Regions from separate parts of the Homo sapiens genome. Here regions 1, 3 and 4 are each linked to region 2. A link is a loop called in an ENCODE intact Hi-C map of the cell type or tissue named here. Cell type or tissue: IMR-90. All regions are shown on one strand. Region 1 overlaps CAMKK1 (calcium/calmodulin dependent protein kinase kinase 1). Region 2 holds the start of P2RX1 (purinergic receptor P2X 1). Region 3 overlaps ZZEF1 (zinc finger ZZ-type and EF-hand domain containing 1). Region 4 overlaps ZZEF1 (zinc finger ZZ-type and EF-hand domain containing 1).

Region 1 (8,000 bases), 49 kb after region 2:
CAAAAAAAAAAAGAAAGAAATAGATGGCCCTTGCTCAGCGGCAGCAGTCACCGTGACTGGAAGAAGCATTTCATTCCGTCCAGACAGTTACTGAGCTTCCGTTCTCCAGGCACTGCACAAGGTGCCGAGGACAAGGCAGGGGAACGGCCTGGGCAGCCTTTGGATTGGAGGAGTGGCCCCAAAGCCCACGTATCAGTTAGGCGGCGCCTGCGTCTCCCCCAGAGCCCACGTATCAGTTAGGCAGCACCTGTGTCTCCCCCAGAGCCCACATATCAGTTAGATGGGCCTGCGTCTCCCCCAGCGCCCGCGTATCAATCAGGCAGTGCCTGCGTCTCCCCCAGATCCTGTGTATCAGTTAGACGGTGCCTGCATCTCCCCCGTGCCCACGTATCAGTTAGACGGCGCCTGCTTCTCCCCCAGAGCCCACGTATCAGTTAGACGGCGCCTGCTTCTCCCCCAGAGCCCACGTATCAGTTAGACGGCGCCTGCTTCTCCCCCAGAGCCCACGTATCAGTTAGACGGCGCCTGCTTCTCCCCCAGAGCCCACGTATCAGTTAGACGGCGCCTGCTTCTCCCCCAGAGCCCACGTATCAGTTAGACTGCGCCTGCTTCTCCCCCAGATCCTGTGTATCAGTTAGACGGCGCCTGCTTCTCCCCCAGAGCCCGCGTATCAGTTAGACGGTGCCTGCATCTCCCCCAGATCCTGCGTATCCATTAGACAGTGCCTGTGTCTCCCCTAGTGCCCGCTCACATTTCGGTTTTGCTCCTCTTCCTCTGCTCAGCTTCTGTGTTGGCACTTGGAAGTGATTCACATAGTCCCCCGTGGCCACCTGGGGCCACTGAGAGCCCTGCCCTGCCCCTGCCTGACAGTCAAGTGAGTCAGGGCAAGCACAAGGCCAGGAGGAGAGCCAGGGCCACTGCCGTTGGCGGGGCCTGGCCTTGCACTTTATCCCCCTCTGCAGGGTCCCGGCCCAGCTGGGACCAGCTGGCTCAATCCCTGCCCCCTATGCTTACTTGACTCTGTGGGGTCGCTGGAACCAGGCAACTCCCACGGGGTCCCCATGACCACTTGCCTGATCTTAGCCACCATCTCCTCTCTCTCAGACCACTGGAACAACCTCCCACGCTGTCCCTTGCTTCTACTCTCACTCCCTGTCCCCCTGGTCAATGCTCAACTCAGCACCCAGCATGGTCCCAGTGGCATGAGTGTGTCACCTCCCAGCTCAGAGCCTGCTTCTCACTCGGGCTGCTGTGTCCCTCAGAATCAGACCTCCAGCCTGTGCCCCACCACCCGCCCTGTTTTTCTGCGGGGCTCGTGCACCGTCCCGCCATCATGCACTCGTCTCTGGCCACGTGCCATGGAAGGGGCTGCCCCAGAGCCTTCAGACTTCGCTTCCCTCTGCCCGGGGAGTCCCACCCCCGATGGCCACGGGACTCGCTCCCTCACTTCCTTCGGCTTTTTACGCCAGGGTCCCCTCCTAGAGAGAAGCGAGCCTTCCCTGACCCTGTAGCTTCAGCCTCCCCTGCTTCACACCTCATCGCCATTCCCTTGTTTTATTTTTTCCTTTCCACTTACTGACATACATAATTTACTGATTTTTCTTCTTTACTTATCGCCTGTCTCCCCCAACTAGAATATAAGCTGTATGATGGCTGGGCGCAGTGGCTCACGCCTGTAATCCCAGCACTTTGGGAGGCCAAGGCGGGAGGATCACTTGAGGTCAGGAGTTTGAGACCAGCCTGGCCAACATGCTGAAGCCCCGTCTCTTCTAAAAATACAAAAAATTAGCCGGGTGTGGTGGTGGACGCCTGTAATCCCAGCTATTCAGGAGACTGAGGCGGAAGGATCATTTGAAGCGGGGAGGCAGAGGTTGCAGTGAGCCGAGATTGTGCCACTGCACTCCAGCCCTGGGCAACAAGAGCAAAACTCCGTCTGAAAAAAAAAAAAGGCTATATGAGGGCAGGAATTCTGGCCTCAGTGTGGCCCCAGGGCCTAGAGTAGTGGCCAGCACCCAGTAGGCAGCCAGTGGTGACCAGTGTTGACGGGATGGATGGACACAAGCGAGGGAGTGAAGGGACTGGCAAGTGTGCCGCTGCCTCTCTGCATGCGTGTGAGTCGGCGTGTCTGTGGGCACGGCATGGAACCGTCCTTGTCACGGAGGAGGGACAAAGGCAGAGAGCCAGGCTGCGGCAGCTGTTCCCCTCCTGGCAGCCCCACTGACTGGGCCACCGGCTGCGGCTCAGCCGCTTCCCGGGCCGCCCTGCAGTAGCATCTTGGCATCTTCTCGGCGGCCGGAAGGCGGGAAGGATGGCACAGCATCCCTCCATGGCATTGCTGCCGTAGCGAGAAGGTATCTTCTAATGGACTCCCACTTCCAGCCCTGGCCCTCCCCACTCTTTCAGCCTGGCCTTGCGGACCCTTCATGGGCTGGTCCCGGCCCCCTCCTCATGTACCAGTGGCATCCGGCTCCTCACCATTCCAGGAATATGCCCCCAGCTGCCAGCGCCCCGTGTTCTTGCCTCTGCCATTTCATGCTGTGCTGATTGAGATGGGACCCGCACTGCGGCCCCCTTGGCAGCTGCTCTCGGGGAATCGGAGCAGAGGCTGCGTGTCTGGGAGCCTGGGACCTGTGCTCCTCACGCTGCCTTGTCCTCCTCAGATCCTGGTGAAGTCCATGCTGAGGAAGCGTTCCTTTGGGAACCCGTTTGAGCCCCAAGCACGGAGGGAAGAGCGATCCATGTCTGCTCCAGGAAACCTACTGGTGTAAGTACTGGTGGGCCAGGGACTGCCGGGCACTCCCTGGAGTTGGGTGGGGAGGTCTGAGGCCCATCCTCCCACTCTCACTGTCGTTGGGCCAAGGCCAGAGCCTGGGGACTTGGCCAGGTCTCGGTGTTGGCCCCATTTGCATCTCTGTCCCCAAGGTTAGTCGGGGCTAGAAGGGACCTTTTGGGCCCAGCTCTTGCTTCATTCCTGGGGCCAGCATCCCTCACACACACACTTCCAGGGATGAGGAGCTCACGCAGCCCCTCCATGGGACAGGAAGACCCTTCTTCCATGCAGCTTGATGTCACTCTCTCACTGGGTCCAGCCCCTCTGGGGCTTCAAATCTGTGGCCCCCTCAGCCCTTGGCAGCCTGGCAGAGGTTTGCAGACAGGCTGATGTTGGCTTCCTGTAGGAGGCTGGCGGGCTGTAGAGGAGGGGTGCTGGCCCCTCTGCCTGGCCCTGGGGACTGTTGGCTGCTCTCCCAAGTGGCCCAGGCTGCCTGCAGCCATTGCTGGGGCTCTGTGCCCAGTCAGCACTTTGTGAGTGCTTGTTCAGTGAGTAAGCAGGGACAGGCTGGCCGGTGGACCACGGGAGAGGAACCCGCATTGGCCGAGGGCTCCCTATGGTGAGCCACGCCTGTGGGTTCACCACCTCCTAGGAGGGTCCAGAAAAGCAGCTCCCCAAGCCTGTGCGCCTCGTCCTCAGCAGATCCACCTTCTTCACTATAATAAAAGCCAGTCTGGGATGCTAATAAGGCCTGTGCTGGAGTTTGTACACAAACCTGCAGAGAGAAAACCAGTGGGGTCCTGAACCACAGCGTGGTCCTGGGACAGCCACTGCCTTCCTCTGGCCCCGGAGGGAAGCTTTGGGGAAGGGGCTGGTGGGAGTTGTTTGCCCCACCCTGGCCTGCTCTGTGTGGAAGGCGCACTCCCCAGAGGGGTGAGTGCCAGGCGCTGTCCGGGTGCCTTGGCTTCACGCTGTCACCAGGCCTGTCCGGGACCACCATGTTGGTTTCCCGTGAGGCCTCCCTCTCATAAGAGGGCCCTTCAGAAGGGTCGGGACCCCTCGTAGTGGACAAGCTGACATCTGCTCCCTGCTGGAGGTGGCTTGCACCCAGGGAGAGCCTCATAATGAGGTGGGGGGCCTGGGAGAGGCCTGGAGGTCCCAACTGCAGCTTTTCTGTCATCTCTTCAGGGAGGTGGTTGCGGTTGGGGGAGGATTCTCTGAGCTCATCCAGGAATGTAGGCCCCTGATGCTGGAATTGTGCTTAGTGTAGGGGGAGAGGGGGCATATATAATTTGACGTCCAAATGGGGACATTTTTGAGAGTGAAAGGGGAAGCCATTAATAATTATGCCAGCACGGCCGGGTGCGGTGGCTCACGCCTGTAATCCCAGCACTTTGGGAGGCCGAGGCGGGTGGATCACAGGGTCAGGAGATCGAGACCATCCTGGCTAACACGGTGAAACCCCGTCTCTACTAAAAATACAAAAAATCAGCTGGGCGTGGTGGCGGGCACCTGGAGTCCCAGCTACTCAGGAGGCTGAGGCAGGAGAATGGCGTGAACCCGGGAGGCAGAGCTTGCAGTGAGCCAAGGTCACGCCACTGCACTCCAGCCTGGGCGACAGAGTGAGACTCCGTCTCAAAAAATAATAATTATTATGCCAGCATGGTGGCTCATGCCTATAATCCCAGCACTTTGGGAGGCCAAGGCAGGATTGCTTGAGGCCAGGAGTTCAAGACCAGCCTGGGCAACATAGCAAGACCCCATCTCTAAAAAAAAAAAAAATTAGCCGGGCGTGGTGGTGGGTGCCTGTAGTCCCAGCAACTCAGGAGGCTGAGGTGGGAGGATTGCTTGAGTCTGGGAGGTGGAGGTTGCAGTGAGCTGAGATTGCACCACTGTACTCCAGCCTGGGTGACAGAGCCAGACCCTGTCTCAAAAAAAAAAAAGAAAAAAAAGTAATAATAATTATGCCAGGACAGCAGGTGGACGGACACCTGGTCCTTCTGACTCAGAGCCTGTGGTCCAGCACCCCCTAGTGGTGGAACAAGCCAGACACAGGATAAGGATACATTTAGTGTCTAGTTTGTACCTGGCAAACAGAGTGACAAGATTGGGCTTAATACTTTCCAGCTATAAAATTCTAGAATTCTGTGACCCAAGTTTAATTTGGGGTAGAGCTTTTTAAAAAAAAAATAGAGATGGAGTCTTGCCATGTTGCCCAGGCTGGACTTAAACTCCTGGCCTCAAGCCATTTGCCCACCTTGGCCTCCGAAAGTGCCAGGTGATTACAGGCATGAGCCACCACACCCAGCCTCCACGTTTAACTTTGAAAGAAGATTTTACTTCATCATCAAGTCCCAATATTTATCCTTGATAGACTGCTTTGGTTTTTTGTTTGTTTGTTTTGAGATGGAGTTTCACTCTTGTTGCCCAGGCTGGAGTGCAGTGGCGCAAACTCAACTCACTGCAGTCTCCGCCTCTCACATTCAAGCAGTTCTCTTGCCTCAGCCTCCCAAGTAGCTGGGATTACAGGTGCATGCCACCACCACACCGGCTAATTTTTGTATTTTTATTAGAGACGGGATTTCACCATTTTGGCCAGGCTGGTCTCAAACTCCTGACCTCAGGTAATCTGCCCACCTCAGCCTCCCAAAGTGCTGGGATTACAGGCGTGAGCCACTGTGCCCGGCCATAGAGTTTTTTATACTTTGGGATAATTGTAGAAACTCAGTAGTAGAGTTAAGTGGAGTTGGTCCTTTTTAAAGATATCAAAACCCATTTACTGGTTATTTTAAAAAGAGACATTTTGGGAGGAAAACTAGATATAGAAATCTGTTGAATATGTGACAGAATCCCAAGACTGATAGATGGACTCTGCCCTGTGAACAAGGCAAAGAAAAATGCAAAATGAAAGCCTCTCTACCCAGATCTGCTGGGGGATGACTGAGGTCAACACAGAAGGCCCTCAGGCCGGGCACGGTGGCTCACGCCTGCAATCCCAACACTTTAGGAGGCTGAGGTGGATGGATCGCTTGAGCCCAGGAGTTTGAGACCAGCCTGGGCAACATGGTGAAACCCTGTTTTTATAGAGATAAAAAAATACAAAAATTAGCTGGGCGTGGTGGCATGTGCCTGTAGTCTCAGCTACTCAGGAGGCTGAGGTGGGAGGATCGCTTGAGCCTGGAAGGCAGAGGTTGCAATGAGCTGAGATTGCACCACTGCACTGCAGCCTGCACGACAGAGCGAGACGCTGTCTCAAAACAACAACAAAACCACACACACAGAGAGAAGGCCCTTGATTAGGCTGATAGTTGGAGGATGTAGGGAAGTCAGCTGGGTCAGACTGTGAGCAGCTCCAGAGGCCGTGCTGGGAGGTTTAGACTTCATCTCTGGTCAATGGGGGGCCACGGAGGCGTTGCGGGCTGAGACTGGGGGCTGAGAGACCGGCAAGGAGCAACTGCCGTGATGTAGGGAGGCCAGAGGGAGGCCAAGCTTGGGGCAGTGGGTGAAGGGGGCTTTGAGAGATGTGGGATTCAGATTCCTGTGTGTGTGAGGGAGAGTGTCTCCCTGAGTGCATATTCTGACCCTGAGGTCCCTCTGTCCCTGGTGTCCCCTGAACAGGAAAGAAGGGTTTGGTGAAGGGGGCAAGAGCCCAGAGCTCCCCGGCGTCCAGGAAGACGAGGCTGCATCCTGAGCCCCTGCATGCACCCAGGGCCACCCGGCAGCACACTCATCCCGCGCCTCCAGAGGCCCACCCCTCATGCAACAGCCGCCCCCGCAGGCAGGGGGCTGGGGACTGCAGCCCCACTCCCGCCCCTCCCCCATCGTGCTGCATGACCTCCACGCACGCACGTCCAGGGACAGACTGGAATGTATGTCATTTGGGGTCTTGGGGGCAGGGCTCCCACGAGGCCATCCTCCTCTTCTTGGACCTCCTTGGCCTGACCCATTCTGTGGGGAAACCGGGTGCCCATGGAGCCTCAGAAATGCCACCCGGCTGGTTGGCATGGCCTGGGGCAGGAGGCAGAGGCAGGAGACCAAGATGGCAGGTGGAGGCCAGGCTTACCACAACGGAAGAGACCTCCCGCTGGGGCCGGGCAGGCCTGGCTCAGCTGCCACAGGCATATGGTGGAGAGGGGGGTACCCTGCCCACCTTGGGGTGGTGGCACCAGAGCTCTTGTCTATTCAGACGCTGGTATGGGGGCTCGGACCCCTCACTGGGGACAGGGCCAGTGTTGGAGAATTCTGATTCCTTTTTTGTTGTCTTTTACTTTTGTTTTTAACCTGGGGGTTCGGGGAGAGGCCCTGCTTGGGAACATCTCACGAGCTTTCCTACATCTTCCGTGGTTCCCAGCACAGCCCAAGATTATTTGGCAGCCAAGTGGATGGAACTAACTTTCCTGGACTGTGTTTCGCATTCGGCGTTATCTGGAAAGTGGACTGAACGGAATCAAGCTCTGAGCAGAGGCCTGAAGCGGAAGCACCACATCGTCCCTGCCCATCTCACTCTCTCCCTTGATGATGCCCCTAGAGCTGAGGCTGGAGAAGACACCAGGGCTGACTTTGACCGAGGGCCATGGACGCGACAGGCCTGTGGCCCTGCGCATGCTGAAATAACTGGAACCCAGCCTCTCCTCCTACACCGGCCTACCCATCTGGGCCCAAGAGCTGCACTCACACTCCTACAACGAAGGACAAACTGTCCAGGTCGGAGGGATCACGAGACACAGAACCTGGAGGGGTGTGCACGCTGGCAGGTGGCCTCTGCGGCAATTGCCTCACCCTGAGGACATCAGCAGTCAGCCTGCTCAGAGCGGGGGTGCTGGAGCGCGTGCAGACACAGCTCTTCCGGAGCAGCCTTCACCTTCTCTCTGGGATCAGTGTCCGGCTGGCCGACGTGGCATTTGCTGACCGAATGCTCATAGAGGTTGACCCCCACAGGGTCACGCAGGACTCGGACACTGCCCTGGAAACATGGATGGACAAGGGCTTTTGGCCACAGGTGTGGGTGTCCTGTTGGAGGAGGGCTTGTTTGGAGAAGGGAGGCTGGCTGGGGGAGAAACCCGGATCCCGCTGCATCTCCGCGCCTGTGGGTGCATGTCGCGTGCTCATCTGTTGCACACAGCTCACTCGTATGTCCTGCACTGGTACATGCATCTGTAATACAGTTTCTACGTCTATTTAAGGCTAGGAGCCGAATGTGCCCCATTGTCAGTGGGTCCACGTTTCTCCC
Region 2 (8,000 bases):
ACCCACTCTCTAGAACGCATATCAGGGAGAAGGGTGGCTGAAAAGGGACCCAGAATGGCCCACACAGTCTCAGCACCCACCCCACTCCCCATCACAAGCAGCTGTGTCCTGGTGCCTCCCATTCCAATGGCCACAGGGGCAGCTGGGAAAGGAACTGTCTAGGGTCAAGGTCAGGCCAAGGGGAGACGTGGCCACCACAGTTCTGGCTCCCAGCATCTCTGGATTTTCTTTAGAAAAGCCCATGACACCCACTGGATTAGCAGAAACTCCGCGAGGGGTGAGGCTGATCTACTTGACAAGGAGAGACTGACCTGGGTGCTGGAAGGGGCCATGGGCAGCCCTCTGTGGGTGACCCCCATTCAGACAGGCTGCCGGGATTCCCAGCCCCAGGGCCTGGCTCCCTGCCCAGAGCACTTCCAGCTCATGGCTCGCCAGCAAGAAGACTCCTTATCAGCCTTAAGGGTGGGGCGGCTCCGACGACAGGGCCGTGGGGGCTCGCCAGGGAGGCCCCTGCTTCCAGCTTGAACCTCCAGTACCACCCCGGGTGAGCTTGGGCAACTCATTTCTCTTCTCTGAGCTTGGTTTTCTCATCTTCAAAACGAGGGGTGGGGCTGGGGAGGCCTCCAGCTCTGAGGAGCCAACGTGGGACCCTCTGCCCACCCCAAACCCCTGTGTTCAGGGCCCGAGCTGGGGGTGGGAAGGGAAGGCAGGGACTGCAGAGGTGCTGTGCCCCAGACTCAATGGTGGCCTCCAGTTCTCTGTCCCGTGTTGCTGAGACCCATCCCCTGTGAGCCTCGACCTAGAAGGAACAGCCCTTATTACCCCAATTTACAGATGAGGAAGCAGGCTCGGAGAGGCAAGGTGACACCCAGCCCCCACAGCCAAGAAGTGGCAGAGCCAGGGATCTCCGAGGTCAGGCTCTCTCGGCTGGTCTTGGGCCCCCCATGGCACTGGTGACGGATGTGGTGCTGGTCTTGGCTGGGCACCTGCCACCTCTCTCCCTCTGATGGTGGCCCCGGCAGGACAGACAGTGGGAGAGGAGAGCTGGGGGATAGAGATGCCAGCTCAGCACCGAGGTTGACCGGGCACAGGCCAGGCTGGAACTCAGAGCCTCCTTCCTCTCTGCCTTGCTCGCTGCAGACCCCCAGGGACGAAGCAGCCAACCCTGGTGGGGGAGGGTGGAGGGTGGTGGATGGGGCTGGGGATGGAGGTCTCATTTTGGCAGTGGAGGGGAGTCGCGGGGAGTCCCCTAATCTGAGGAGACTCCAGCTTCCCCCAGGCCCTGGCCAGAGCTCCATCTTGCCAGGTTTTGGGGGGAGGATAACTTGAGGAGTCGACTGAGAGCTTTATCTTTGCCCCTGTGACGGGTGGCCTGTGGTTTCCTGCCAACAACTCCTGTTTCCGGAGGCCCAACAAGGCCCACGCAGAGCCAGGAGGGGCAGTGGGGCTGGGCCTGGGTGGCCCCACCAGCCCCGCCCCATCTATCTTTGGGAATTTATTTGTCCATGGGCGAGGCTGGCCTGCAGTCTGTTGCCTTCCAGGGGCCAAGAGCTGCTCTGATCACCCAGGGATTCTCTCTCCAACCCAAGTGCCTCCAGCTGACCTCTGGCTCCTGTCCTCTGGCTCCACCTGCACCGCCCTGCTCTTCCTAAGGGGCCAGGAAGCCCCCAGAAGCTCTACCATCGACGTGGGTGGTGGCACCCGGCTCACCCTGAGAGCAGAGGCCGTGCAGGGGGCTCAGTTCTGAGCCCCAGCCGGCCCACCATGGCACGGCGGTTCCAGGAGGAGCTGGCCGCCTTCCTCTTCGAGTATGACACCCCCCGCATGGTGCTGGTGCGTAATAAGAAGGTGGGCGTTATCTTCCGACTGATCCAGCTGGTGGTCCTGGTCTACGTCATCGGGTGAGTCCGGGCGCCTCCCGCTGCCTGCACCAGCCCCTACCCCGGGCCTGTCCTCCAGACTCTGACATCCCTTGCGTGACACCAGCGAGCCCCTCTTCCTCTCCATCCAGGGGAAGGCCTTCCTGGCAAGCCACTGTGCGAGAATAGAAAATCCTGCCAACTCGCTGTTGAGATGGGGACGAGGCCGGAGGGGAAGCCCTGCCCGGGGGCCTTCGGTGAACAGGAGGCAGAGTCTCTGGGTTCTGAGGAGCCGGCTCAGTGTTATGGTTCCTTTGAGTGGTTAGTGGTGTTCAGGGCCAGGGCACCACCAACCACAGCCACTGAGTCCTCGACCTCTGACCGCCTGCCAAACCAGGCCGCCACTGACACACAGAGGCCATACCCCACACCCGTCACCCCATATGACAAGTTAGAGAGAGACAGACTCTGCTGCCAGCTTCCCTGCCTGAGCAAGGGACATCCAGGGACGTTTGAGGCCCCCGGAGCAGAGAAACTCTCACATTCTGAATACCTGGTGCCTTCATGTTGGCATGTCAGGCGGAGGACAGAGATTGGTTCTGGTCCCAGGGATGATAGTTCCTTTCTGGGCATCTCCGGACCTGTCCCACCGGGCTGGGAGTGCAGAATCAGAGGCAGCGTGGGACGCTCCTGCAGTATGGTTGTCTCGGGAGCCAAGACAGGCCTGGCAGAGGCTGGCACACTTGTGAGTGTGCATATGGAGCTCTGTGCCTATATGTGTCTGGGTGTGTGTCCCTGGTGCTGAGTGCCCACATGTGGGTACCCTTATGTGTACATATGGCTGTGCCCATGTCTGCCCTGTGGCCAAGTGTCTGGGTGGCCAGTGTGTGTCCCCTGTGTGTGGTGCATCTTGTCCACTCACAGTGACTCTGCAGAGGTCTCCTGGAGGCCCCAGGGCCACTGGAGGGGGCTCAGCCCCTGCTGGGGTCCTAGGGGTGCCCAGTAGCCCCTGCCTGCCTTTGCCGTGTGATTCTGAGAGCTCTACCCTCCCCATTTTTACCATGGTTCCGAACCAGAACTGCTAAATGGAGTCCAGGGCAGGCTGACCCAGGGCCCAAACAAGGACCATGAAGTCCTAGTCCCCCGGAAACTTCTGGCGTCCAAAAGAGCCCTCCTTCTGTCCCACCAGTCCCCAGAACCTCAGAGCCGGCCAGGTGGACCCAGGGCCAGACCCCAGCCTTGACCTCTCCTCTCTCTTGTTCAGAAACTAATTTGACATCTGTGATGTCTGAGCTTGTGAGGGAAACTGAGGCCCAGAGAGGGGCAGTGGGGTTTCCAGGTCCACAGCAAGTCAGCAGCAAACCCAGGGTTGCAGCTGAGCCCTCCTGACCCCCAGGCCTCTGCTGTGCCTTCTCCTTCCTCACCATCACAAGGGGCTGTGGATCCTTTCTACTGGGCACTGATGGTGGGATGCCAGGTACAGGACGGGCCGGAAGTCCACCCTTAGTATCACTCCTGACCGTCCCTGGGAGAGGCTGTCTGCGCAGGCCCAGCCTACCCTTGCTGGAAGAGGCTGGGGGAAGGCTGTCCTCTCTCTGCCCCTGCGGCTCCCTAGTTCTGCTTTCAGATCTGCAGGTGTGAGGGGCACCAGGTCCCTCCTCTGTGTGTGTCACAGGCTGTCAGCGTTGGAGGGACCCACCCATTCCCAGCCGTAGCCTATGCCCCAAGCTGCTGCCCAGCCGGGAACCTATACCTCCAGTGACGGGGACCTCACTACCGTCCTCCTGCCTGTCTTCCCTCCCAAGACTGTCTAATCAGTTTCCAAATGGATGTGGCCCTTCTCGGTGTCTGTGGGGCTCAGGACCACAGGGATTAGCCAGGATCTCACAGCTTAGTAAGAGACTAACCAGGATTTGAACCCACCTGCATGGCTCCAAAGTCAGCCTTGATATTCTGGAAAGGCAACCTCCTCAGAGAGAGGGCACTGGCCTGCCCACGTCACACAGCAGAGGGTGGAAGGAAGGCAGAGTCCGTCATCACCAGCAACCCCCAGGGCTGCAGGCCCAGGCTTCCAGCTCCTGCTCAGGCTGTGGTGCCTGCTGTCTCTTGCGCCCTCGTCTGGCCACTGCTCAGTACTGCACTGACCTCTCAGCCAGGAACCCACAGCGGCAAACCGAACCCCTGACCCAGCCTGGACTTGGTCTTGGCATCTCCGGACTCAGCTTCCTAACCGGCCCGTGGGGCACGGGTTGCAGGGGACCACCCCCCCCAAGAGTGCACTCAGCTCAGCACTTTGCTGTTTCCTGAGGAGGGCTTTGCTTTCATGTCTGATCCTGTGGGCACTGCCAGGGGATGGAAAGGAGCATGAGAGAAGAGCCAGGCCCCCGTGTCCCAGACACAGGGCAAAGCCTGGGTGGGGGATGGGTGGACACAGAGACAGACCTGGACAGAGGGACAAACGCCAGAGCACAACTCAGACGAAGGGTGGGAGGTCCCGAGACTCAGAGATGGACAGAGTTACTGAGGCTGAGCAGGGAGGCTGAGAAGCCAAGAACACAGACTCAGGAGGAAAACCGAGGCCATGGTCTCCGCCAGTCATGCTCCTCCAGGAGATCCTGGGCAAGTGCAGGCAGTGAGTGGGCCTGAGACCAGAAGGCTGAGCTGAGCTGACCCTCTCAGATCCAGTTAAGATGGTCTCAGTTAAGGCTGGGCACAGTGGCTCATGCCTGTCATCCCAACACTTTGGGAGGCTGAGGTGGGAGGATCACCTGAGGTCAGGAGTTTGAGATCAGCCTGGCCAACATGGTGAAACCCCGTCTCTACTAAAAATAGAAAAAATTAGCTGGGTGTGGTGGTGCACGCCTGTAATCCCAGCTACTTGGGAGGCTGAGGCAGCAGAATCACTTGAACCCTGGAGGCAGAGTGGAGCTGAGATTGCCCCATTGCACTCCAGCCTGAGTGACAGAGTGAGACTCCATCTCAAAAAAAAAAAAAAAAAGATGGTCTCAGTTAGAGCTCTCCCCGAAGAGCTGATGAGCTCTCTGTCCCTGGTGGTGTACAGGCAGTGGGGAGGAAGCCAGGGAGGCCTTCCTGGAGGAGGTGACACACTGATGGAACCAGCCATAAGCAAAGACCTGGGGGCTGTGGGCTGGGCTGGCCTGCTCTCAGCTTTCTCTCCAGTCCCTCTGGGTCTCTTCTCAACTAAGTCCTCACTCATCCCCTGCGCCTCCACACAGACCTCTTGAAATCACATGTTCTGAGATCTCCAAGTGGAGATCAGAGTGCACCAATCAGGGAGAAGGATGGATAGAAATTATTGGGGGGAGAAACACATCCAGGGACCGTTTCTGCAGCATCTTCTCCATGCCTGGTGCTGTGCCGGGGAACAGAGGTGGGACATGGAATGGAGAGAGGGAGAGGGAGGAACTGAGGGTGAATTAGCCAGACTCCTTTGGTTCCTGTGAGAAAAGTCTAATCAAACAGATTTAAAAGGAAGGGTGGGCCGGGTGCGTTGGCTCACGCCTGTAATCCCAGCACTCTGGGAGGCTAAGGCGGGTGGATCACTTGAGGTCAGGAGTTTGAGACCAGCCTAGCCAACATGGTGAAAACCCATCTCTACTAAAAATACAAAAATTAGCTGGGTGTGGTGGCGCACGCCTGTAATCCCAGCTACTCGGGAGGCTGAAGCAGGAGAATCGATTGAACTTGGGGGGCGGAGATGGCAGTGAGCCGAGATCGCACCACTGCACTCCAGCCTGGGCAACAGGGTGAGACTCCGTCTCAAAAAAAAAAATAAAAAAACAAACAAATAAATGAATATATAAATAAAAGGAAAGGTGGGGGTATCCGGTGGTTTATGTAACTGAAAAATCAGTGTGGGTTTCAGGCCCGGCTGGATCCTCCAGGATGAAGACACAGGAGGAGTAAGGTTTAGAGGGGAGAGGGGATGAGGAATTCCTGCGGGTCCAGTCTTGGTTCTCAAAAGAAGCTGCCCATGACCTATCTCCCTTTCCTGGCTCTTCTTTCCTCTGTGGAGGCTTCATTCTCAGGCAAGTTCTCTGTCTTCACAGTGGTGAAACGGCCACCAGCAGCTCCAAGCTAACATCTCACCAGTTTAGCCACTCCCGAGGCACAAGAGTGGCTCCTTCTCCAGAGCTCCAGCAAAAGTCTCAGGTTCAATTCTTATTGGCCGGGGTCGGGTCCCGTGCCCACCCCAGAACCAATCAATCATTGCAGTCAAGGAAACGGAATGCCCTGATTGGAGGAGCCTGGTTGCGTGCCCACCCTTCCAGGCTCTCCTGTCGGGACACAGTGTGAACCAAGGTCTTGGGGCCGGAGAGGAATAGAGAAGGTGTCACTGGGACTAGGCTGAAGGGGCCATAAAAGGAGCCCAAGGGAGAGGCTGTGAAAGGGAGAGCAGGGGCGATGGCGAAGGCCTTTGAACACCAGGCTGAGGCGCCCGGATTTCTTCTGCAGGCAGAAGGGAGCCAAGACAGGATGTCTAGCAGGGGAGGGCCTGGAGCAGGCAGGGGTGGGCGTGGGGACCGGAGGCAGGACAGCTGTGAAGAGGCCGCAGGGATGGGAAGGGGGGACGGGGCGGGACCCAAGGCAGAGGCAGTGAGCACGGGTGACAGATGTCGTCACCCCGGCAGGCCTCACGCCTGGGGCGGCCCCTGCTCAGCTTCTGCCCATTGTTGCCGCAGCACGTAACACCTGGCACAGCCAGAGCTTCCGACGTCTCAAGAGAAGTGGGAAGTGAGATTTATGCATGAAAGAAACCGCTTGGTTTTTAGAGATTGGTGACGTATTCAAAAAAAAAGAAAGAAAGAAAGAAAGAAAAACAGACCGGGTGCCATGGTGCACGCCTGTAAACCCAGCACTTTGGGAGGCCAAAGTGAGCGGATCACTTCAGCTCAGGGGTCCAAGACCAGCCTGGCCAACACAGTGAGGCCCTGTATCTAAAAAAAAAAAAAAAAATTACCCAGGTGTGGTGGCGCGTGCCTGTAGTCAGTCCCAGCTACTCAGGAGGCTGAGGTGGGAGGATCACCTGAGCCTGGAAAGTTGAGGCTGCAGTGAGCCACGACTGCACCAGTGCACTCCAGCCTGGAGGACAGAGTGACACCCTGTCTCAAAAATAAATAAAGAACAATAAAAATAAAATAATTAAAAACACAAATGGTTGGCCTGAGATTCAATTCCACATTCAGTTAGTCATTCAACACACAGTGTTTGTTGAGTTCCTATTATGTGCCAAGCACTATTCTAGACACTAAAAATACAGAAGTGAACAAAACAAACCAAGATCCTGCACTCAAGGAACTTAACCCAGATGCCCCTCGACTTGTCTGCGGGTTGCATGGGGGCCTCAGGGTGGGCCCCAGTTCTGAGCACATTCCCTCCCAGGCCTGGAGTCTGCTCATGCCCCTCCCCAAGGCTGCTGCTCCCTGACAGCACACGCCCCATCTGGTCAACTCCTGCCTGTGGCCCATGGCCATACCCTGTGTCCCACCAGCCACCTGGCCGGTCCTCCCAACCCATGCCAGAGCTGCCCCCGCACCTGTCCCAGCTCCTCCAGTGTCTCAGCCTTCCCAAAACCAGCCCTTCTGGGTCCTTAGATGAAAGCCGAGGGAGGACCAGAAGGACTGGGGGATCCAATGAATGTGGGGGCATGATGGGGAGGGTGGCTGTGAGGATGCTGCCTGGGTGTTGAGCCTGGGTGATAGGGTGAGGACAGCACCATTCTCCATGACGAGGACACAGGGGAACAAGTTCTAAAGGGAGATGAAGAGTTCAGGTTGATCCAATTGAATTTCTGTCTGTATAGTGGTTAGTGCTTGGCACGAAATAGATTTCGTAGGCCGGGCACAGTGGCTCATGCCTGTAATCCCAGCACTTTGGGAGGCAGAGGTGGGTGGATCACCTGAGGTCAGGAGTTCAAGACCAGCCTGGCCAACATGGTGAAGCCCCGTCTATACTAAAAATACAAAAATTAGCCAGGCGTGTTGGTGTGCGCCTGTAATCCCAGCTCCTCAGGAGGCTGAGGCAGGAAAATCGCTTGAATCCGGGAGGCAGAGGTTGCAGTGAGCCTAGATCGCCTCATTGCACTCCAGTCTGGGGGACAGAGCGAGACTCCGTCTCAAA
Region 3 (8,000 bases), 160 kb before region 2:
AGTCCAAGTCGATGTGGCCTGGTCAGCATTAGAAAGGAGACGCAGAGGCCGGGCGCAGTGGCTCACGCTTGTAATCCCAGCACTTTGGGAGGCCGAGGCGGGCGGATCACGAGGTCAGGAGATCGAGACCATCCTGGCTAACACGGTGAAACCCCGTCTCTACTAAAAATACAAAAAAAATTAGCCGGGCGTGATGGTGGGCGCCTGTAGTCCCAGCTACTCGGGAGGCTGAGGCAGGAGAATGGCGTGAACCCGGGAGGCGGAGCTTGCAGTGAGCCGAGATTGCGCCACTGCACTCCCGCCTGGGCCACAGAGCGAGACTCCGTCTCAAAAAAAAAAAAGAAAGGAGACGCAGAAAAAGCTGTAGAGATGAATCTCATCATTTTATAGTTGATGAAGTTATATAAAAACCATGTAAGTGAGTGACAAAATTGAAGTCTAGAAGAGAAAATGTATGTTGAAAGGCAAATTACATTTTGTCTTTAGAAGAAATTTCTCCCTTACTTAATTATACATACATAACGTTTAATCACTGTCTTGTGTGAGCTTCTTCTTGTGTGTCTTTTGTGTGCCACAGAGCACAACTCTGTGGCAGTAGAAAAGGCATTTATATTTAACAGGTAAAAAACCAAAGGCCCCCCCCCAACCCCCCGCTCAAAAGAAAAGGGTAGGAGAGGAAGGGAGAGTAGATCCAGATTTGCCAGTGTCCCAGGTAGGAATGTGAGGTCTTTAAACTCCTCATTCAGTACTTTTTCCACTGGGAATTCACACTGGTAATGATTTGTAAGTAGTTCTGTCATAGCGAAAAGGTACAAGCTGGTCATGGAGTTTTTGTGTGTAATAAAAGCACATCTCCTCGGCTGCGTGGTGGACGTGTGTTGATCTGTGTGAAGATGGGAATGTCAGGTTTGTCTTCGAGCCTGCCTGCTGGTTTGTGCAGGGCTGTCAAGGCCATCTGCCTGGAGCACTGATAGAGAAACAGTCTGCTGCATGTGGCTAGGTGTCTAGTGATAGAACCTTTCTTTCCCCTGGCTCATTTGTTATCATAGCTGGATGTTGAGACCTGGCAACAGGAACAGCCTGTGGTGTTACATACGTGGACGAAGGAATCTGCCCACAACTATGAAAATAATTGCCATGAGGTATCCGTCTTTGTTAGCCCAGGGGCAACCTATTTTGAAGTGGAATTCGATGACAGGTGTGAAACTGAAAAAAGGTAAGACTTCTATATTCTTTCACCCCCAAGCGCTAATAGGTCAGCAATGAGAGAAGGAAGCTAATAGAGGTTATGCCTTCACAGGTATGATTATCTGGAATTTACCGACGCTAGAGGTCGGAAAACACGCTATGACACAAAAGTTGGCACTGATAAATGGCCCAAGGTGAGTGATAGTCCCAGAAAGAGGTACCTACTTCTGCACCAATGCTTTTCCTTTTGTCAGCCTTCAGGGGGCAGTAGAGGTAAGGTCTTTGAAGGGAGGCATTTATGTTACACGTTTGTGAAAGGAAGGATTTATATCAGAGTTTGACCAGCTATAGTCTGTCACCTGTTTTGTAAACAAATTTTTTTGGAACACAGCCATGCCTGTTTATCATTTATAGCTGCTTTGGCACTGCAGTGGCAGAGTTGAGTAGTTGCAGCAGACAGCGTTGTCTAGAGTAAATGAAGAGCCTTCATCCTTAGCAAGAAGTGCTGGTGGGTCTAGGAGGATGGCCCAGACCATGTGATGGAAGCCAAGAGTCTGCCTCACAGTTAGAGCTGCTTGAGCTCTTGGGCTGGAGGTTTAGTACTGCCTCAGACTGTTGACCTTCTCTCCATGGTCAGTGGTCTTGGCAGGAGCAGAGGCATGGAAATGTGACCACTGGCTGAGTCGGTAGTGGACAGATGGTCACCCCAGGTGTAGAAAGCTGAGCAGCAGTATTCTGCCAACTCTCCTTCTTCATGGGGTGTGGCTGTGAATGGTCTGTTTCCGTCACCCCTTTGTACATTTCTCCGTTAGTCATTTTGGACATGTGGAAATAGAGATCAATTTTAAACTGAGATGTTTCTCGTCATGAAGAGCATGCTGATTTCTGAAGCACTCCTCCTCTAATCTGTCTGACCACATGATTTCTGTTTGTCTCTAGAAAGTGACCTTCAAGGCCGGTCCTCGGTTGCAGTTCCTCTTTCACTCTGACAGCAGTCACAACGAATGGGGCTACAAATTCACTGTCACTGCCTGTGGGCTGCCCGATGTTGCCGTGTCTTGGGGGCTGGATTTACAGCTCCTCGTCTCCCGGCTGATGGGACGCCTGGCTTCCCAGTGCATGGCGCTCAAGTCTGTGCGCCGTAAGTGCACATCCCTGTGCTTTCCCTTCTTACAACCACGGTGAAGTGCAAGATGCGCGCTTGCCCTCTTGTAGGTCGTTTCCACGTAATGGCAGGGGGTTAATAATACGCCTTTTCAGTTTCCTTTAAACCGAAAGAATAAAGTGTCCACTCAATACCATTGTCACGAAGCTTTTTGCCTTAGACTTTGGAACATAGCAGGAAGGCTGCCATGGGTTCTCTGTCTATGGAGGATAACAGCTTTTTTTTTTGGCAACATTGTCATTTTTTTGCAAGTAGGTGTAGGTATAGTCCAACCAAAAGGCAGGAGTATAGAATAAGTTGATTGCATATCCTTTAAATATGTGAATATTTATGTAAATATATGTAGATATGTGACTATGGATTTTGTTTTAAAGTGATTCATTCAGGGCTGAGCAAGGTGGCTCATGCTGGTAATCCCAGCACTTTAGGAGGCCAAGGTGGGAGGATTTCTTGATCCCAGGAGTTTGAAACCAGCCTGGGCAGCATAGTGAGATCCCTATCTTTACCAAAAAAAATGTAAAAATTAGCCAGGTGTGGTGGCATATGCCTTTTGTCTCAGCTACTTGGGAGGCTGAGGCAGGAGGATCACTTGAGCCCAGGAGTTAGAGGCTGCATGCAGTGAGCTGTGATCATACTGCTGCACTCCAGTCTGGGTAACAGAGAGAGACTCTTGTCTCTTAAAACAAAAGGAAAAAGATGTGTTCAGTATAATTGTTTATTTAATTCTTCCAGGGAACAAGAATTACAGAATAAAACTTTCTACTGTATTTTATTTCTTGATCATTTCTTGAGTTTTTCCAGTTTTAGAAGTAAAATATAGAAAAATTACATAGTGGAAAAAAACAAAGGAAAATAGAATCATCCTTAATCCTAACACTCAGAAGTAACTGATTTTTTTAATATTTCTCCAAGAAAGAAAGAAATAGCTATTAGCATTTTTATTTCCACCTATTCTTTTCTCTTTGCCTATTCTAAACACATCTATGCTGGATATTTATTATTTGCTACAGAATTAAGTTTACAAATTGTGAATGTTTTTCCATAATTAAATGTTCCTGAATGGCCTCGTGTTATATGCCAGAAATGGTTCATATCCTATTTTCAGCTTACTATAAACAGATTAGTCATTTCCAAGGTACCTTGTAACTGAAGTTGTTCCACAGAGCAGCAGTATTTCAGGACTTGGTGGTTTAGCTTAATCTGTGGTATGTGTTTACAAAGTATCACAATTACATTCTGGTATGTGGGTAAACTTTCTCTAAGTTTTAATAGTATCCATGGTTTTTTTTAACCTTTTCTTTCTCATTTCAAAGATTCTCAATATATTAAGGCAAAAATAGAACTGTCATATGTCTTCTTCTCTTTCTAGAGTTAGGAAGTAACATGGTAGTACCTCAGGCAAAAATGGCATTAGTCCTAAGCTCCCCACTGTGGAAACCTGTCTTCAGGCATCAGGTTTGTCCAGAGTTGGAATTAGAAGCAAGCTGGCCCACTCACCCACACCGGAATAGTAAGGAGGTATTTACTCTTCCGTTTTCTTTCTATTTAGACTGGAAACTGCCTGCAAGTATTTATTACTTTAAGTTATAAACACTTGTGTTTCTATCTTACTACCCGTATTAAGCAGTTAGCTCCTTGAGGCCAGAAACTATACCTTGTTAACTTGTTAACGCCACCGTGTCCCACAGGGGCCAGTGCGCAATAGGTGTTCAGAAATACTGAATGCGTGACTTGGGTGAAATGTAGGAGGTGCTCAGTAAATCTCTGTTGATGGAGTTATCAGGCAAACAATTGAGTGTACTTCTAGTGCCTACTGAGTCAAGCTTTAGAGCAATGATTTGTGCTATACCTTTTGTTCTCCTTAGAATTACAGCACATGATTTAGGTGTATAAGATTTTAAAAACTAAAAAGTTTGCCCTGTCTTTATTTTTCACCTCTCCTTCCCTCTATTTCTGTATTCTACTTTTCTTCCTTCCCCTCCCTGCCCTGCCCCACGTTATTCAGTAGTTAATTGCCAAATCCAGTGGCTCTTCCTCAGCTTCTGTTCTCCTTGCCTCTGTTAAATTTGGCTCCTTCAGACCCTCTCTTCTTTGGATCCATGCTAGTCCGCTGTCTTCTCTTACATCTGACTGCCCACTTGCCTCCTTCATTGACTTTTCATATTCCTCCTTCCCTAAAGGGTAGGCTTTATTCAGGCTTTCTTCCCTTCCCCACAGCCCACCAAGACTTCATCCTCTCCACTTTCTTCTCCTGTCAAACATTGTGGCCCTAATTCCTAATATCAGTCTCCAGGTCTGGTTTTCTCCCCGCTCCAAGTACCTGTTTCCATCTTCCTGTGAGGCATTTCCATTTAAATGTCCTGACTCCCCTTAACTCAGAAGTGTAAAACCAAAGACCGGTCACTTCTGTGGTGGTCAGTGTTCCCCAGGCCTGAAGCCACTGCTCCCTAGCATCCCCTGTCCTCACCTGTCTCCCCATTCCTGTCCAGTCAGCTTGCAGGTCCTGTGGATTCTTCCTCATGATGTTCATCTCTGTCCTTTCCTCTGTCTGCATCTTTATCCGGGCCCTCATTTGCACCTGCCTTATGACATTCGTACCTACCAAGTTTTTTTTATAATCACTGCATTATCTTGTCATTCCACTGCCAAGCACCATTAATGGCTCCCCATTGCCCACAGGGTGAAGTCTAACTCCTCAATGTGACAGTCAAGGCTCTCTGCAGTCTCCTTTCACCTTACCTATCTGACTCTAGTTCCCATCACTCCCCAGCTGAGACTTCAGGCCAGGTCAGTCTCCCCACTGACTCGTAACCTCTGCTAATGGTTATGTTCCTCAGAGCCAAATCTGCCAATCCTTCAGGGTCCAGGCCAAAGCCCATATCCTCCAGGAGGCTTTTCTTAATTACTTTAACCTACCAGGATCTCTCTCCTTTGAATTCTCAGCACTGGGTATCCCTTCTAGGCATTTGGCACTTGATAATCTTTTGCTTTACGGGAATGCTAGTTCTAATGCTTTTAATGTTTTATTTATGTTTATCTTTTTTTAACTCATATCTCTGTCTGGTCTTCCTAAAATAGATTTAAACTTCCGGAGAGTGTTCACTGTGTTTTATACTTCTGCTTTGGCCTAATAGTTTGCTCAATAAATTTTATTTTTTGAATGAATGTGTTAAATGTGATGGGTTTATTTTTTGTTTCCAGGTTAAGAACATTCCTGACGACCCCTGCCGCCATTTTCTTCTTGATTTTGCCCAGTCAGAGCCTGCTCAGAACTTCTGTGGGCCATATTCAGAACTTTTCAAAGGATTCATACAGGCATGTAGAAAACAGGCCCCAAAGACAGATATAGTTGCTGGTTCCACTATTGATCAAGCTGTGAACGCCACCTTTGCTGCTCTGGTGTATCGCACTCCAGATTTATATGAGAAGCTGCAAAAATATGGTAACTTTATTACAGGGAATATTTTTGATCTGAAGGCTAATTGCTAAGTTTTAAGAAAGCCTATCTTAAGTGAACATTTAAAATATTTTAAAATATAAACACATTTCTATAACTGTAAACATCATCTTGTTGGTTCTACTTTGCCTATTAAAAGATTCATGGCCACTTTATGGTTAGCAGATTATAATGTGTGGCACCTAACCTTGAGTTGCAAAATTAGCAGGTAAATTATCTTTATCCAGAATTCTCATGGAAAACTGCTGAGAAATTTAATGGAAAGAAACCTTAACTTGGGTCCTGGTCCCAGTGCAAAAACTCAAAAGTTGTGCAGCTTCAGGTTAATCAGACGACCTTTCTGCACCTCAGTTTCTTTATCTGTAAAATTGGTTTAAGGGTGATTCGCTCTAACATTCTAAGAAATTCCAATTAAAACCACAGATGTTTAAGTTCTTGAATGTAGTAATAACCAAGGAGGAAGCTGTAGGTATTAACTATTACCTTTAGCTAGCTTGCAGCGCCTTCGTAGCATCACCCCACTAGGCTTCCTTTGCTGATAACCTTCTCCTCACCATCTCTTTTCCTCATGTCTCTTAGGGATGCCATCTCTGTATTTACCCTGCTTCCCTGCCGCCTAGCAGGACCCACACGGAGGGAGAGTCTCTCTCTACCTTCATACTAATTCAGGGGAAAAGTGTTTCAAGCCCTACCTAGAGATAAGGCATGGGCTTCCTAACCGCCTGGCAGGGTATGTCTTCTCCACGCAGCGCAGGCGGGAGAAGCAAAAACAGAGCTTCCTTCCACTAGAGTGGGTAATTGACTGTTGCTCATTTTGTTTTGTTTTGTTTTACTTTTTGAGACGGAGTCTCACTCTGTCACCCAGCCTGGAGTGCAGTGGCGCGATCTTGACTCACCACAACCTCCACCTCCCGGGTTCAAGCGATTCTCCTTCCTCAGCCCCCCGAGTAGCTGGGATTACAGGCACCCATCAACACGCCCGGCTAATGTTTGTATTTTTAGTAGAGACGGGGTTTCGCCCTGTTGGCCAGGCTGGTCTTGAACTCCTGACCTCAGGTGATCTGCCTGCCTCAGCCTCCCAAAGTGCTGGGATTACAGACGTGAGTACCGCGCCCAGCCTCGTTTTGTTATTATTGATATTTTTATTCCTACCACCTTTATTGCTCATTTCTTTGGATCTCACATTGCAGAATTTATTTTCTGATTGTTAAAACATCTTGATTACATCCCCAAATCTTAATATCTCCTTTAAAAAGCTGCTCAAATAAACAAAACTGTGTTGAGACATGAGTGATTTATGGAAACAAATGTCATATGGAAGAGTTTTTCTCTGCTGAGGAATCGAGGGGGTGATGTAACCTGTATGGTTTTGGCGGGGGGAATGTCAATATGTATTTTTGTAATCAAATTATAGTAAGAAAGCTGGATAATCTTTTTACTTGAAGGAATTTTCAGTAGAGGGATAAAAGCCTGTGGGTTAAAAGCTGAGAAATGGAAGGCTTCCTGCTGTGGGAAACTTCAGGCTGTGTTCAGATACCACATACCTGTTTGCAGAAGAGAAAACACACAGTCAACTGTGGGAACTCTACAACTGTGGGAACTCGGAATGTCTTGCTGTGTGCAGGTTGTTTCTAGAATGCCTGCCATTATTGGTTTGAAGGAGGCCAGGCTTGTCTTAGTTCTTTCTGTCTCTGCCTTTGTGATATAGATATTGATATAGATATTATATGTCTAAGGACTATTTCTGAGTTAAGACTGAACTACTTTGAGAATGGTCTTTGTCTAGCAAATTTGCTCATCTTTGTCTAAAAATTAGTCACTCTTTGGGGTTAGAAAGGGTGGGGAGGAGTTTTTCAACTTGAATATAAGCTGCTTGAGGGCAGGAACTTTGTTTTTCTCAGCATAATATTCCCAGTGTCTGGTACAGCCCTGGCGTATTCCAGGGCTTCAGGAATTACTTACTGCATTGTAACATAGATGCAAAAGAGAGCTTCATGCTGTTCTAGTATATTATCCTTTGGGTTTTAGCTGAAGAGAAGGGGCAAGCCTCATAGATCTTTCTTTAAAAATTTTTTTTGTTAGGCTGGGTGCAGTGGCTTTACGCCTGTAATCCCAGCACTTTGGGAGGCCAAGGCAGGTGGATCACCAGAGGTCAGGAGTTTGAGACCAGCCTGGCCAATATGATGAAAC
Region 4 (8,000 bases), 94 kb before region 2:
GCGTGGAGAGAGAGGGGAGAGCTGGGCATGCTTGCTGTTACCCCCGTGTCCTCATACACAGACAGGATCACTCAGCCCCACATGGGCTTAGCTCTGTTCACTTGAGCGTCGAGTCCAGTAAGCACAGTCTGGTTGAGCAGTGCTTATGAAACATGGAACATCTCCATGGTCTCCTGGCTGGTGGGCCCTTCTTGCCTGCAGCAGGAAAGAAGACCTGTGCCGCAGCCTGCACAGTCTGCTGGCCATTGGCAACCTTCTTTCCAGTGGGGACAATCCCGCACCCTCTGTCCCGAGCCCGGAGGGAACTCCCAGCATGCCTTGCCACCCTAGCCTCTTTCATGCGTGCTCCTCATAGAGTGAGAGAGGGGCCTGCCTGAGGGCTTGGCCCGGAGGCCACACACAAGGGGCAGTCCTCAGGGGAGGGACCTTCTCAGCTCGCAGGTACATTGTACCTCACATGCTCATGCTTCTCTGAAAACCCAGCTGGAAAGCTATCAGAATTTTCCTGTTTGTTTTATGAAGATTTATTCCTCTGGGAGAAAGAGATTGGCTTCAAGATAACAATTAAATATACACAATAATTTTTCAAGTCATAAGAGAAAAAGCAATTTTTTTTAAAAAAAAGCAAAATCCAATATTATATAATTATATATGGCCATATAACAAGTTCTAGAATATTATTTATTTCATAATTTTTCTTCTCCAAAGGATATTGAGTTGGAATTAAAACACAGCCTTCCTCTGAGTAAAAACACACACACACACAAAAAAAAAACCCCTCAGTTCATTCTCTCAGCAGAGGCTCTGCTTTACTTAGGGAAAAGCTTTCTGCCTGAGCAACCTTGCAAGCATCTTGTGTTTCATAAGCCCACCTGAAAATCATAACAATGGTAGTCATCGTTACCTTTTTTTTTTTGAAACATGGTCTGGCTCTTTCGCCCAGGCTGGAGTGCAGTGGCACCATCTCAACTCACTGAGGCCTCCACCTCCCGAGCTGAAGTGACCCCCCTCCCCTCAGCCTCCTGAGTAGCTGGGACTACAGGTGTACGCCACCACACCCAGCTAATTTTTCTGTTTTTTTATGGAGATGGGGTTTCGCCATGTTGCCCAGGATGATCTCAAATTCCTGAGATCAAGCAATCCCCCCACCTTAGCCTCCCAAAGTGCTGAGATTGTAGGTATGAGCCACCGCTCCTGGCCATCTTTTTTTTTTTTCTTTAATTTTTTTTAGAGGTGGGGTCTCATTCTGTTGCTCAGGCTAGAGTGCAGTGTGGCACCATCATAGCCACTGCAGCTGTGAACTCTTGGGCTCAAGTGATCCTTCCACCTCAGCCTCTTGAGTAACTAGGACTATAAATATGAGCCACCACGCTTGTCTTAAGTGTTCTTTTCTGTTTATAAAAGCAGTGAGCATTGTAGAAAACCTAGAAAGCTGATAGGGTCAACTGCTGGTGGCATCTTTTGTTGTGTCTGTTTACTGTTGTTTTTCTTATGCATAGAGAAAATGCTGTATATGCAGGTTATTTTTGAATTTTATTTTGTATATGTAGTTTTACATCTTGCTTTTTTTCTTTTTTCTTTTTCTTTTTTTTTTTGAGACGGAATCTCACACTGTCACTTGGGCTGAAGTGCAGTGATGTGATCTCAGCCCACTGCAACCTCCACCTTCAGGGTTCAAGCAATTCTTCTGCCTCAGCCTCCCTAGTAGCTGGGATTACAGGCGCCCACCACCACGCTCAGCTAATTTTTTGTATTTTTAGTAGAGACGGGGTTTCACTGTGTTGGCCAGGCTGGTCTCCTGGCCAACTCCTGACCTCGTGATCCGCCTGCCTTGGCCTCCCAAGGTGCTGGGATTACAGGCGTGAGCTACCGCGCCCGGCCACATCTTGCTTTTTTTCATTTAATATTTATCTTGAGATGAGTTCCCACTGTCACTGGAAAGTCTTCATAACTTTTTTTTTTTTAAGAGACAAGGTCTCACTCTGTTGCCCAGGCCAGAGTACAGTGGTGCACTCATGGCTCACTGCAACCTCCAACTCCTGGGCTCAAGCAGTCCTCCCACCTCAGCCTCTCGAGTAGCTGGGTGCTGTCACACACAGCTAGGTTTTTTTTTTGTTTGTTTTTTGGGGTTTTGTTTGTTTGTTTGTTTTTAATTTTTTGTAGAGACAGGGTCTCGCTTTATTTCCCAGGTTGGTCTCCAACTCCTGGGCTGAAGTGATCCTCCCACCTCTGCTTCCCAAAGTGCTGGGATTACAGGTGTGAGCCACCATGTGTAGCCCGTAACATCCATTTTTCAAGATGCACAGTAATCCCCGTGAGCACATTTCCGACCTCCTGTTCCCTTGGAGCCTGGTTTTAAAGTTTAGGTTCTGCCCCTTTCCTTCTTTGCTGTTGGTGACTATTCGTGGCTGCTTTGTGGGGAGCATAGGTGAGGCGACTTTATAATCATTTGTACCAGCTGTGGGAGAGGGAGGGTCTGAGCTGTGGTTCCTGCCAGCTGTAAGCCATGTGACCTTGGCATGGCTCTCAGTAAACTGACCACCTCCGGGGCTCCTCCTGCAGTGACCTGTGTGACCTTGCGCTGTTGAAGCCCCTGTGGCAGCTCTTTACCCACATGGAGTACGGCCTGTTTGAGGACGTGACGCAGCCCGGCATCCTCCTTCCCCTGCATCGTGCCCTCACTGAGCTCTTCTTCGTCACCGAGAACCGTGCCCAGGTGAGGCCTGAGGTCTGGGCAGGGAGCCCGGTGCCTCCATGTGCGTTTGCTCCCTCTGCTACCCAGGGCAGAAGCTGCTGCCTCATCCGAGCCTGAGTGGCCAGGGTCTCGACAGGCCACACAGGACAGGCATGGCTGAGAGTCTGAGGCTCTCGCCTCTCCCAGGCCTGGGAAACCCTCAGGTCAGCTCTGAGATTGCTTATTTTGTCAGGCCTAGAGCCAATGGGGGAGAAACTGCCCGGGATCAGCCCTTGACAACAGTGAGTTTTGGAAAATAAAACGATGGGTTATTTCTGCTTCCTTCTCTTTTTTTCCTCCCCTCAGCACAATAGACTGATTGAATGTGGGAGCTGAAAGGGCCTTTCAGAGTTCTTTAGCTTCCCTCTCCTTTCACACATGAGGAAACTGGCTTGAGGAGGGGTCCCGGCCTGGTCACCCAAGGGCAGGTGGAGGCAAAGGTGACCCCGGCACCGGGCACCTGGCTCCCGCCAGGGTTCTGAGCAAGGCAGTGCCACGCGGTGCTGGGCGGCGTGAGTAGCGTCCGCCCATGAGAGGCTTCTGCTTTCGCAAGCAGGTGTCCCAGGTGGTCTGGGAGAGCTGCACTGCGCATCTGGCGCTGTCACTCACAGCCCCTGCTCTCTCTCTGCAGGAGCTTGGCGTGCTGCAGGATTACCTGCTGGCCCTAACCACGGACGACCACCTTCTCCGCTGTGCGGCACAGGTACTCTCTCCACCCCAACAGAGCTGGCCCCCAGGCTGGGGCGCCACCATCTCACCATTGCCAGGGCAGAGAAGGTCTGTACATTGCGTCTGAGTAGGACAGAATCCACCCGGAGCTTACACAGAGCTTGTTCCAGTTCAGTCACTTCCTCCTGGTGCTCAGAGAGCATGCACGAGCCCCATTTATCAGAGTCATTCACTCTAAACTGTGGGGTCAGAAGAATTTGTGTCTTTAAAACCAAAACAACCGATGCCTTAAATTTAGTTTGGCTGATTCTTGAAGTTTCCGTGGAGTTAGATTTCACATATTTTTAGATGTGAGTTGCTTCTCTGGTAGCGGAACTCCTCTTCTGACAGCTGTTTGGTCTCAGGACGCTTCACACTTTTCACTGACTGAGGAGCTCAGAAAGCTTTTGGATATGTCTATTATGCATATATCCATATGTGCCATTAGAAACGAGATTTTCAATTTAAAAATTAAGCAAAAGTGTAAACCTTTATCAATTTATTTTTTTAAAGTAGTGAACCCATTTCATGTTAACATGAATAACACGTCTTGTGAAAAACGACTCTAACTTTTCAAAACAAAGTAATTACTGAGTGCTCTGGGACAAATAGGTGACCAAAAAAGAAAAAAGGAATGCCTGCAGAGGGTGGCGCTGTTGTGTTCCATCCTTGCAGACCCCTCTCATGTCTGGCCTCGTAGAAGACAGCTGGATTCTCATGTTCTCATGTCTGCTTCTGCAGTCAGTCAGATCACACGTCAGGCTCTGGAACACTCCACCATATACTCAGGAGAAGGAAAGTCAAAAATGAACCTTGCAGACCCCAAAAGGGTCTCGGGAGTCGCCTGGCCCCAGAGTACATTTTGAGAACCTTGGACTCCTTGAATATCATCGCGTGTGTGGCCCAACACCCCCACCCCCCCGGAGGACAGCTAGGGACACTGAGGCTCACAGGGTTACCCGTGGGTGGACACCCAGCCGGGACACCCAGCCAAGAGCCCTGCCTGAGCGCGGCGCTCTGTCCCTTGGAAGTAGTCTCCGAACACACCGCCCTTTTGCAGGAAAAGGGTCTTCTTTCCTGTTGTAGGCTTTGACGTGTACGCTCGGAAGTGGAAATGCCCCCAGCCCATACCGAAGAGTTTGTGTGAATTCACCCGAGACCTGTAGGCAGAGTAGAAACTCCCTTACCCCCAACAGCTACCTACCAGCATTGCCGCCGCCACCCCAGGTTTCATCACATCATGTAACGAAATTTTGATATTTGCCCGTCCTGGCCCCAAAGCTCAGCATGGCGGCTTGCCTGTGGGCGGGTCCCTCTTGCTGCCCCTGTCCAGTCTCCATTTCCTCCTTACCCTCTTCTGACCCCCCCCACAGCCTGTTGAGTGTACTGCACCAGTGTCCTGACGTTTCTCCCTGACACGTCTCCCTGCCAACCCCCTCTTCCTCCCTCTGCCACCTCCACCCTCTTGCTGCCCAGACCCTGAAGGCCTGACGGGCCTGGCCTCGCCTCCAGGGCATCTCAGTGCCCTCCTGGCCCTGTTTTCTCTACTCCCTCTGGTCCCCAGCACTGGCTGTTCGTTTCCTGTGAGTGCCTTGCCCTTCCCCACCTGCATCTTTGCACTGTTTTCCCCAGAGAGTTTTCCCAGACCTCTGCAGACAGCCTTCTGAGCCTCCGCCCTGGGACTGCCCCTCTGGGCAGTGATGATTCCTACCTACATTTGGAGCTTTCATGTGCTCTTAATAGCATTTTTTTTCTCTCTCCACTCTGCAGGCCTGTGGGGGAGGGGAACACATCTGGTTCCCCTCCTCCGTCCCCACATCCTCAGTGCTCAGCTGAGGGTCTTATCAGCACTCACTGAATGAGGGAGTGGCTCCCGACATTGGCGACAACTCTTTTTCCCTCTACAGGCTCTGCAGAACATTGCTGCCATCAGCCTGGCCATCAACTACCCAAACAAGGCCACCCGCCTCTGGAATGTGGAGTGTTAGCCCTTGGTGGGGCGTGCATGGGACTAGTTCATCTGCCACAGGGATTTTAGAGCAGACATCTAACCTCATTCAGGAAAACTCCTGTAGCGCCAGTGCCCAGCTCTCCTTGAGCTGACCACTCCAGTTAGGATGCCAAGCAGCCACGTCTCCAAGAGCTCCCGTGCGTAGGCTGGACACAAGCACAGGCTGTAGCATGGTGAAAATAAGCCAAGCAGTGCAGAATGCCTCAGAAAGGGTGGGCAGGGGGCCCTTAAGAAGGTTCAGAGACCAGCCTTCTCCAGAGGCTGTCACTGCAGGAGCCGTGGGCCTGGGAAGACTTGGAAGCGGCCTCTCTCAACTGGTTTCTGTCTCCGTGGAGCTGGAACTGCCTGCACTTGCCTTCAGAGGGAGGCACAGTCCACCCAGATCCACCTTTCCAGCAAGACCCCCAGTGGCTGCCCAGCCTGGGAGCACCTCTTTGCTTTTCACACCAAACCAAAACTGGCGAGAGCCCCTCCTAGCCACCAGTGATCCCCAAGCATCCAGTACAGAACCAGGCATCGAGCTAGCTCCCTGCACGGCCGCACCCTCCCAGAGAACTCCTTGAGGAGAACAAGTGCCCTTGGGGACAGCCGGCAGGCGCCCCTGTACGTCTGCTCATGCACCAGGCAGCACAGCCGCAGTTCCTCAGTTGTTGTTTTGACATATTTCAGTTTCCACCTCACGTTTTTAGAGCAGAACCACACTGTCTCCCTGGAGGGGCTCGAGGGCATGACCGGGGACTGACCATTCTGTGAAAGGAGCAGAATGTGAGGAGCACGCGTGAGCTTATGTACCGTGAAGATGATCAGAGGATATCTTATTTTAAGAGTAAAAACCCACATAATTTTATTTCTGCTTGATAGTCATGGTAGTCTGTCATACCCACCTCTGGGACTCTGCGTGGCTGTTTGGCTGTCACTTGTAGCAATAACGACATTAGTTCTAGTCAGTGCTGTTTTACATTTTTCTTTTGATGGGTTTAGTCTTGCCCTGGAGTGCCGATGATGATTCTCCCTCCAGAGCCACGCTTGGGAACATGAAGCAAGTCTGGCGTGTGGGCTGCGTGCCGGCCTTAGTGGGACCCGTGGGGTTGGAGCATGCCTTTAGGGGCAGTGTCTGGGCCGAAGCACGTCCCACCACACAGTGCCAGAGCCAGAGAAGGGGCCCCACCACCAAGGCCAAGCTTGACCAGGTCAGCATTGCCATGGCCCAGTGTGCCCCGTGGCCTCTGAAGATCCCTCTGTGCAGGGTCTGCAGGGATCTGGATTGCAAGGGCCCAAGTCTGCAGGTCTGGAAGCATCTTCCTATAAGAGCACTTTCGCCTTCTGGGTCAGGACTCCAAGGTGCAGCGGGCTTCACAGCCCTACAATTGGGTTCTCAGCTAAGCCCCAGAGTTCTGGTAGAACCATCCCGGGGCGGGTGGAGGGTGGGATTTAAGGGAGACGGGAACACATGGGGCAGGTCCTGGAACTTGGTGGCCTGAGGACTGAGGCCATTGCCCTGGTGGAAAGGCCTGGCCTGGTTCCTGTGGCTTGGGACCTGAATAGGCAGGTGCTGCTGGCTCCGTAGAAACCCTTTTCCCATCTTTTGCTCTTTGCCAAACCTACCTTGCTTTGGGAGCTGCCTGCACCACCCCAGAGAAGGCCCCACCTTCTTCATCCCTCAGACCCGAGGAGGCCTCCCAGTAAGGAGTTTCCCAAGAGGGGACTCACAGGAAACAAGTCTTAGTGCTTGGGAGGGAGGCCCCGCTGCGTGCTCAGACTCACAGCCAACCTGGAAGGTAGACGAGATAGCGCCACCCACGCCCCTCCACACCCCAGACTCCGAGTAAAGCGGGCGGTAGGGCCGGAGTCACCTCCCCTATGGCAGTGGCCGCCGCTGTACTCCATCCTCCCGTCAGGAAGATCAGCTGTAAATAAACGCTGGGCTCCCCAGAGCACCTGTCCGCCCACTGCCCTTGCTGTTCTGGGATCTTCGCTGCAGTTCACGGGAAACAAGCCTGAGTCCGCTCGCACCCGCGGCTGCTCTCCCGGCTCGGCCCGGCCGCCTCTGTCTCCGGCCACCGGGTGGCGCTGCCGAGCCAGAGCCGCCGCGTCCCGGCGCTTTCCAGGAGCCCCAGGCCCGGAGGAGGCGAAGCCCGCAGAGCAAAGGTGGAAACACGTGCCTACGCTGTAAAGAAATCCTGTTCCAGAGCATACCTGTTGTACAAACAGACACTGTTCCTAACGAGAGGAGTGACGTATTTTCATCACCGTTTTTAATTTGTTTTCTTACGGGTTTACGATTTTGAATTTTTCTTATTTGGTTGAAAGAATTTTGATTCTATCAGCCTGAGTGAGTTCAGCCTGTAAAAAGGATGTTAAGCTGTGGGTAAAATATGCAAACGAAAAGAAATATATTGTACAAATTCTATATAATAAGGTACGCCTGTGTGTGGACTGGTCTCTCCCTCCTCCCTCCGCCCCGCCGTGTCTCGTGGAGCTCAGGCGTGGAGTTTACACCGCGCCCGAACGGATGCGAGGCGGAGACTCGGGGGCTCAGGGCTGAAA

Evidence for each region. A loop is a pair of places that touch in the nucleus more often than their neighbours do. Peaks named below come from ENCODE experiments on the same cell type or tissue, not always from the same donor. Only the 100,000 strongest peaks of a DNase experiment are listed, where the experiment ranks them.
Region 1: it touches region 2 in a loop (9-fold over the local background); 62 of 110 quality-filtered maps call a loop at or near these places.
Region 3: it touches region 2 in a loop (11-fold over the local background); 41 of 110 quality-filtered maps call a loop at or near these places.
Region 4: a loop joins it to region 2, with 5 times the contacts of the local background. A loop is called at or near these places in 69 of 110 quality-filtered maps.

The regions. Positions count from the first base shown.
Region 1 is chr17:3,860,672-3,868,671 of GRCh38, reverse strand. CAMKK1 (calcium/calmodulin dependent protein kinase kinase 1) reads left to right here. Exons shown (of 16, transcript NM_032294.3): 15 at 2,661-2,764; 16 at 6,389-8,000. The coding sequence ends at 6,461. Among named protein-coding and RNA genes, the nearest start is that of NCBP3, 18 kb to the right of the region's middle. RefSeq lists enhancers at 1-375, 376-877. In IMR-90, a CTCF peak has its summit at 4,799 (motif pointing left); a DNase peak (open chromatin) is centred at 4,801.
Region 2 is chr17:3,909,990-3,917,989 of GRCh38, reverse strand. P2RX1 (purinergic receptor P2X 1) reads left to right here and starts at 1,525. Exons shown (of 12, transcript NM_002558.4): 1 at 1,525-1,901. The coding sequence starts at 1,765. RefSeq lists enhancers at 2,352-2,421, 3,144-3,213, 3,324-3,403, 3,634-3,703, 3,774-3,833 and 2 more. In IMR-90, a CTCF peak has its summit at 3,973 (motif pointing left); a DNase peak (open chromatin) is centred at 3,919.
Region 3 is chr17:4,068,479-4,076,478 of GRCh38, reverse strand. ZZEF1 (zinc finger ZZ-type and EF-hand domain containing 1) reads left to right here. Exons shown (of 55, transcript NM_015113.4): 22 at 1,050-1,216; 23 at 1,301-1,382; 24 at 2,128-2,329; 25 at 3,723-3,871; 26 at 5,555-5,795. Among named protein-coding and RNA genes, the nearest start is that of ZZEF1, 71 kb to the left of the region's middle. In IMR-90, a CTCF peak has its summit at 1,443 (motif pointing right); a DNase peak (open chromatin) is centred at 3,508; H3K27ac peaks cover 685 bases.
Region 4 is chr17:4,004,320-4,012,319 of GRCh38, reverse strand. ZZEF1 (zinc finger ZZ-type and EF-hand domain containing 1) reads left to right here. Exons shown (of 55, transcript NM_015113.4): 53 at 2,563-2,716; 54 at 3,366-3,437; 55 at 5,350-7,875. The coding sequence ends at 5,430. Among named protein-coding and RNA genes, the nearest start is that of LINC01975, 31 kb to the right of the region's middle. RefSeq lists an enhancer at 4,258-5,225 and silencers at 7,392-7,471, 7,572-7,651. In IMR-90, CTCF peaks have their summits at 4,082 (motif pointing right) and 7,515 (motif pointing right); DNase peaks (open chromatin) are centred at 2,909 and 3,659; H3K27ac peaks cover 1,345 bases.